Linked DNA regions of Homo sapiens: region 1 is linked to region 2. A link is a contact called in ENCODE Hi-C or POLR2A ChIA-PET data. All regions are on one chromosome and are shown on one strand. The core of a region is the stretch at or near the end of the contact, and the rest is flanking DNA. Distances in the headings are between cores, read along the strand shown. Region 1 holds the start of SLC26A5 (solute carrier family 26 member 5). Region 2 holds the start of PMPCB (peptidase, mitochondrial processing subunit beta).

Evidence for each region. Hi-C counts contacts between places; a loop is a spot of excess contacts on that map. ChIA-PET counts read pairs that join two places held with the same protein, here RNA polymerase II (POLR2A). Pooled maps may share reads with other maps.
Region 1: a loop to region 2 is called in a map of endothelial cell of umbilical vein, with 4 times the contacts of the local background. The contact joins the promoter of SLC26A5 here to the promoter of PMPCB in region 2. A Hi-C loop is called at or near these places in 1 of 168 maps with a recorded cell type or tissue (endothelial cell of umbilical vein), 1 of 37 single-sample maps with no recorded cell type and 10 of 50 pooled maps. POLR2A ChIA-PET finds 5 or more read pairs at or near these places in 1 of 52 experiments (activated T-cell).

What each region holds. Positions count from the first base shown.
Region 1 is chr7:103,443,787-103,447,467 of GRCh38, forward strand. SLC26A5 (solute carrier family 26 member 5) reads right to left here and starts at 2,421. Exons shown (of 20, transcript NM_198999.3): 1 at 2,312-2,421. SLC26A5-AS1 (SLC26A5 antisense RNA 1) reads left to right here and starts at 1,421. Exons shown (of 4, transcript NR_110141.1): 1 at 1,421-2,733; 2 at 2,831-2,882. RefSeq lists an enhancer at 1,794-2,370 and a silencer at 2,427-2,496.
Region 2 is chr7:103,295,519-103,298,871 of GRCh38, forward strand. It overlaps PMPCB (peptidase, mitochondrial processing subunit beta), which reads left to right and starts at 1,917. Exons shown (of 13, transcript NM_004279.3): 1 at 1,917-2,040; 2 at 3,050-3,190. The coding sequence starts at 1,942. RefSeq lists enhancers at 1,712-1,771, 1,872-2,171.

The DNA of each region.
Region 1 (3,681 bases), core at 1,171-3,670, 150 kb after region 2:
TTGCTTCATTTCCCTTTCCCTCCATCTACCTATCCTCTGACTAATTCGCTGACCCGTTCTGAAGTGAGCTTTCATAACCTGGGCACCAGGAATCCTCTGAAAGGTGTACAAGATTTTGAATGGGTGAGCTTTTTTATTTTTTTTCTGGGGTAAGTCCCTAGTGTCCTCCAGATTTTGAAAGAGTCCTGTCCCCTCCTTCATAATCCTCTAGAATACAATTGTTTTCAAGGGTGAAGGTGGGGAGAAGATAATGATGTTGATAGTTGTTGGTACCTACAATAAAACATTTTATGAAGTTGGTCCTGGAACTAGTCTTCAAAAGAAGGATTAAAAGAGTTCATGAAATTGGATCTATCCTCCAACAGAATGGACTTACATAAAATGTACTCTGAGTCACAAAATGATTAAATTTATCCATGCTGTGTCTTTTGTGCAAGATTTCACTAGTTTGAAACCAAAAGAAAGGAAAATCATCATCTTATTTTTCTTAACTTTATTAACTTAATGATAATGAGAACACCTGGGAATACGGACGTGCTTCCTATTTATCATGATTTCCCTAGAAAACTGTTTCACTTGGGTTACTAAAATGCAGACTACCTGCAACGGTAGAAAAATTAAGATACCAGGGGGCAACACATGATATTTAGAATGAGATGAAAACTCAACTGACTTTGATCGTCAATTAAATAGGCAGTGCACACCTGCATCTACACCTCACAAGGCAATCCATTGATTGTTAGAAACTTCCTCAGTCTTCCATTCTTCTGTTCTTAGCAAAGCGCCTCTATGCGAAAAGCACTCAAATACTTGTTGGATTGAGTCAATTCTTTTGGTTTCACTCATAAATTAATGAGGAACGTGTAACTCTGTATAGTTTCAGAGTAGTTAAAGAGAGAAAAAAAGAAATGCTACATAAGAGAATTGGGGCTTCAGGTGTTACCTAATAGACTAGAAAGCTTTCCAAGAGTGCACTTAAGATATGAGCTATAGCAACCTTACCTAGGCAATTCTTCACCCTAAGTTTCTTTCTAATGCAAATTAGTTTGAATTTCTCTCTCTTCCCTCCTGTCCTTTGCCTGAAAGTCTTCTGATACAAAGCAATACTACCGTAATTAGAAGGAATGCCTGACAAAAATACATTTTAAATTTCATTTTCAAAAAGGTTGATACTTCGTATTGCATACTCCGAATTCCCCTGCATTTCTATGCTGTAAATTCCTAAACTTTAGATAATACATTTATATCTAGTGCACATTGTTCAGTTTTCAGATAGGAAAAAGCTAAATCTCAGTCTGTGCCCGCAAAAAGTTGATATTTTTTGTTGTTTTAAGAGTCTCCATGAATGTTGTTTAAATTCTAGAATCCACAGTACTCATCGAAGCTAGGAAAAGAATTTTGCCCACCCCACAGCGTATCTGAGGCTTTCTTCACAGCTAGCTGATCGGATCCTTGCAGCTGTTTCTTCTGTAGGTCTCGGAGCTCACTGAGAACGTCCAGCACGCCTTCCCGGCGGGGCCCGGCCCAGGTGCGCACTAGATGAGGCAGTCAACCAAGTCAATTGGTTCCCGATCAACTAAATCTCTCCTAAAAATAAACACTGCCGCGAGCTTCGAGAGTTCAGCGTGTCAGAGCCTCTATGATGGCAGAGCACCTGCCGCGATGCCTGATTGGTAGGGAGAAGGATTTCCCGGGAGGGGGCCAATACCAAATTTTAGGGCTGTTAGGCTCTGAGCAGTCCCTTCGTGACCGGATAAGTCAGAGACCCGGGGTTTGAGCCTTGCCCGGCGCTGAGCGGAGGGCCCAGTTTCGGGACCACAGCCTTGCTCCCTGGGAGCTCCGGGCGGCCAATGCCGGGCAAGCCCAGCCCGGCACAGGAGGAGGCAGGGCCCGTCTCCGGAAAGAGGGCCAGAGGCAGAACTGAGGGCCTGGTTTTGTGTAATTCGATTTGGATACAAACAGGCCAGACCCAAACTGGAAACGGCGAAGGGCTGGATTAGCACCGAAGGGATTCGAGGAGGCAAACGGGAAGTAAAAATGCTGTGTGGAGCTGCAGAGGGCAAGGGGACAGGGGTTGCAAAGGAAAGAGCTTCGTGAGACTTTCTCCTTCCCGGCGTAGGGACCAGCAGAGTGCGGGCAGGTCAGCCCTGTCACCGGTTCGTTTAGGGAAAAAGCGCGACATGGGGCCTGGGAGACAGGGGCAGAGGCGGTGACAGCGAGGGCCCCTGCTCGGGTGGGCCCGCGGGCCTCAGCTCAGTCCCCTCCCGAGGGACCGCGACCCCCGGCCCCGCGGCCGCCCGCGCGCACTCACCAGCCCGGGCTGCCCTGGGCGGAGCCGCCCCGCCGCGCTCCACAGCCGCTGCCTCTTCGACGCGCGCGCTGCCTCCAGGTGCGGCTCTAGGAGGAGGCGCCGCGGGCAGTGCCGGCCGCGCCCCGCGACTCCCGGTAACCCGAGCCCGCCCCGCCCCGCTAGGGCCAGGCCCCGCCGCCACCCTCCGCGCTGGGACGCCGGGGCGCGGGCATCCCTGCCGCCTACGGATCTCTTCCCAAGCACCTAGAACTTTCCAAAGCGTGCTTGGAATTTAACACCTTGGTCGTCGATCCCCGCAAATATACTCTGATGAGACCGGCTTTCTTCCCATACCGCCCAGGAGTTTCTCCAGGTGGCATTCCTGTCGCCTTGAGGTGGAACATCAGTAGAGGCTCGAGGCTGAAGCAAGCACAATACACAAGGTATAGCGTTCAAGTGGAAAACATTGCGTATTATGATTTTAAAATGAAAAAAAAACACAAAAAACCTGACTTATCTTTTCAATTACAATCATTATAGAGACTCCGATTCGTACAGGAACATTTCGAAAACAGGAAATCCTGAGGACAATGTGAGTATGAGTTTTTTTTTTTTTTTAATTTTCAAAAATCTTTGATGAACTGCCTTTGGTTAACACTTGGTTTGCAAATATTGACTATTGCACGACAAGGCAATGCATGATAAGTTATTTTCTGGGCATTTAAGTTAGAATTTATAAAACAACTTTTGCTTTTTATTAAGTAGAATAATGTAACACGTTACCCCAAGCTGGGAGAATTGCTTGAGTCCAGGAGTTTGAGACCAGCCTGGGCAACAAAGCGAGACTCCGTCTCTTAAAAAAAAAAATTAGATAGGAAATAGCTTGTTTTGCATCTAGCAACTGGGATACAAGAGAGCACCGCAGCCAGAGTGCCGGGCTCCAAGAGGGTGAGGGGTAGAAAATGATTTCAGATACATACTTCCCTCTGGCTTTATGCCTTAGCAAGGATTATAGTTGGTTCATTAAGAGCATCTTTTTTTTTTTTTTTGCTTTGTGCATTTCTGCGCGTGCACACTGTAGTGACACGTGGCGGACTAGCTGTTTGGTCTTAAAGCTGTAAATGCACGCCTGCAGACACCAGAGGCTTCTGCCAAGGAGACCCCACCTCCAGAACCTGGGCCAGGCCTTTGGCTGGGAGCGCTGGTGCTGTTCTTCATCCGAGAGGAAAGGCTAGAGATTCCCTCCCTACTCCACACGAGGGCGATCTCTTCAAGGGCACCAGACCACTCTCCGCGTCCCTAGCTGAGGAAACCAAATTTGCTTTTCTCCACGCTTTTGAACATCTCTAAACAAATCTTAATAGGGTAATTTACTAAGGAGGAGTTGGGCT
Region 2 (3,353 bases), core at 667-3,166:
GCACTTAATTTCTGTAGGCTTTATGTTCTAAGATATTGACTGTAAATAATGACTAATAAATTAATACCATGAAGTATATTAGAATTGAATACAAATTCTTGCTAAAACTTCCTAGGTGCTTCCTGTGATTATACCTACATGTTTTTGTATATATGTATGCATGTTTGTATTTATTTTTGGTTAACACACATTTGTTTTAGAAACATGAGAGAATAACCTTGGTCGTCCTTTATTACATTACATCATGAGTCTTGTGGACTGAACCTGCGAAGCATAGCAGCCGGGTAGGTGGAGGGAGATGAGTCTGGAAAGATAAATGGGAGTCAGATCATGAAGGGCCCCACCTGCCATGCTAAGGACCCTTTACTTTATTGTGACCAAGGGCTCCCTGATGGATTCTTCATAATGGGACTGCCGTAACAGTTTCATTTGTAAAAGATCCTATAGGTAGTAATGTGAAAAAACTGACAATGGGCCTGGAGTAGATTGAAGAGGCAGGAAAGGGGTGTATCAATTGAATGTGGAAGATGGAAAAAGAGAGGAGCTTCTGGGTGGTTTGGAGTTTTGGGCAAATGTAGGTATGATTGGCTGTTTGGCATTGCAAATATGGGAAGAGATTCAGGGGACACAGTGAATTCCCTTTTGGACAAGTTGATATTGAGTTTCCAATGGGGTATTCAAGTGTAGTTTCCTAGTAGTTGATGGTTAAGTGGGCTGGAGCTCAAGAGAAAGGCCTGGGTTGGGCAGACAGGTCTTGAAGTGGAGGGAAAAACCCAGAGGGAGAATGTTCAGTAGAAGAGGCTTAGAGTCCTGGCAAACACCAACTTTTAGGGCAAAATGTAGTGTTTCACAGCACAGTCTTTGGCGTTAACCTATTACTAGCAGGGTAACCTGGGGCAAGTTATTTGACTTCAGTGTCTTAATTGCAAAATAAGCACTATACCATCTACCTGAGTTAGAAAAGCATTTGCAATTTTTAGTTCCTTGAGAGATCTGTGGGCTGGGCGCAGTGGCTCACGCCTGTAATCCTAGCACTTTGGGAGGTGGAGGTGGGTGGATTACCTGAGGTTAGGAGTTCAAAACCAGCCTGACCAATATGGTGAAACCCCATCTCTACTAAAAATACAAAGTAGCCAGGCGTGGTGGCACATGCCTGTAATCCCAGCTACCTGGGAGGCTGAGGCAGGAGAATTGCTTGAACCCAGGAGGCAGAGGTTGCAGTGAGCTGAGATTGCACCACTGCACTCCAGCCTGGGCAACAAGAGTGAAACTCCATCTCAAAAACAAAAACAAAAACAAAAAACAGATCTGTGAATAAAGAGGAGTCCAAGAAGGTGCAGAGGGAACTATGAGGAGGTGGAGCTCTAGAATATATTGAGAAAAGAGAATTTCAAAGAAGCCAACAATGTCAAATCCTCCAACAGGACTGTAACATAAGTCTGTAAAGTGTCCAACTTTTAGCAATTAGTGACCTTACCAAGGGCAATTTCTATGGAATGAGATGAGCCATATTGTAGAGGTTCGAAGAGTGGATAGTGGTCAACACGGATACATCGTTTCCTCCCCTCACGGCATCTGTCTCTCCCACTAGACTTTTCCTTTAAAGGCAGTGACTTATGAATATTATTCCACTGTTTTCAATCAATTCCATCCACCAGTGAGATATATTGCATCAGGTTACCTTTCATTCCACCGCATTTGTGCCTTGCACTTAGTAGGCGATCGATAAAATAACTGATGATAAAGGGGCTTCTGCAGACTCCCCAATTCATTTGGTAAAGACCGCTCAGCATCATGGTCGGGCCCTGATTGCTTTCACAACCGCTTCGAGGAGTGTCATTCCCATCACGGCCACAAGGTGGAGCCCACCTCCCTGCTCTGGGACCTCAGGTCGCGACCCCGGAAGCACATCCTTCATCCTCTACCTTCCTTCTAGCAGAAATGGCGGCTGCGGCGGCTCGAGTGGTGTTGTCATCCGCGGCGCGGCGGCGGCTCTGGGGTTTCAGCGAGAGTCTTCTAATCCGAGGCGCTGCGGGACGGGTGAGCTTCCCTCCAGGCCGGTCCTGTCCTCGAGATCTCGCCAGACCCGGCGCAGCGCACCTGAGAGTCGGCGCCACAGATCCGAACAGTGGGTCGGGCAGGGCCTCCTCGACCCGGACCCGCCGGGCGCCAGGCGGCCTGGGGCTGCTGAACTGGCCGGGGGTGACTGGCTTGTGGCCACCCGCCAGGAGACCTGCTAGTGACGTGTGGGATGACCCTGGTTTTCGGCTCCTCCCGCCAGCTACTGAGGAGTGCATGTTTGACCACTAAAAACGTAGTGCTTGCAAATTGGGGAAAACTAAAAAGTGAAATGGGTACCGCTCCAGAGTTCTATTTTTGCCTAAGACTGAACTTCGTCCTCAGCTGGGCTTCCCGCGAACCTGGACATCAATGAAGTAAAATTTTTTATGTATTTGCATTTTTCTCATGAGAGAGCCTCTGACTTTAAGCAAAGGGATGTGAGACTTTTGTATAAGGGCAAAGAAAAACTGCTGAAAGGCGAATAGTTTCTGGCCGAAAAGCCAGTCATTTGCATTTTGAACATCGACCCATCTTCCTATCCTCTCTCTCTTTTTTTTTTTAACCATTTCCAAACCCTGTTGCTTTTCTTGAACAATGAAAACCCGAGTGTCAGTTTTGTCTTGTGTGTAGGTAGTTTTACATAGTTTCCCTCTCTTTTTTTTTTTCCTGCTTGTTTTCTCCATAATGAATATAAAACATTTCTAGGAGAGGTAGTGAAATAAAGTCAATTTCTCTCTGGGTAATGATAATAATTGCTCATCTTCCCTGAGGGAAGGGCATGTTTATAAACACGTTGCTGGCTTTAGGACAGTGGCTGGTGACAGATGTTTCTAGGCCAGGCAGAGATCTCAGTGGAACCAAAATTCAAGAAGAAAGATTCTTTTATAGAGACAGCCTATTTAAAATAGATTTGGTTTTAAAAGCAACATTTAATATCAGATTAGTAATGTGTTTTGCTTTGTCTCTTCCACTTCCTACCCCCAACCAGTCATTATATTTTGGAGAGAACAGATTAAGAAGTACACAGGCTGCTACCCAAGTTGTTCTGAATGTTCCTGAAACAAGAGTAACATGTTTAGAAAGTGGACTCAGAGTAGCTTCGGAAGACTCTGGGCTCTCAACATGCACAGTAAGTGACTCAGGCAACCTTCTCTAAGTGACCCTTCATTTAGCGTAGCAAATTGTTGATTTTAATCTTTAGCTTTTTCGTTGGCTGGTGGTTCAAAAAGGGTGACAGTTATTTTGCCTTGACAGATTTCCATGAGTTGTGAACCTTTTCTTCCAGTGGTACT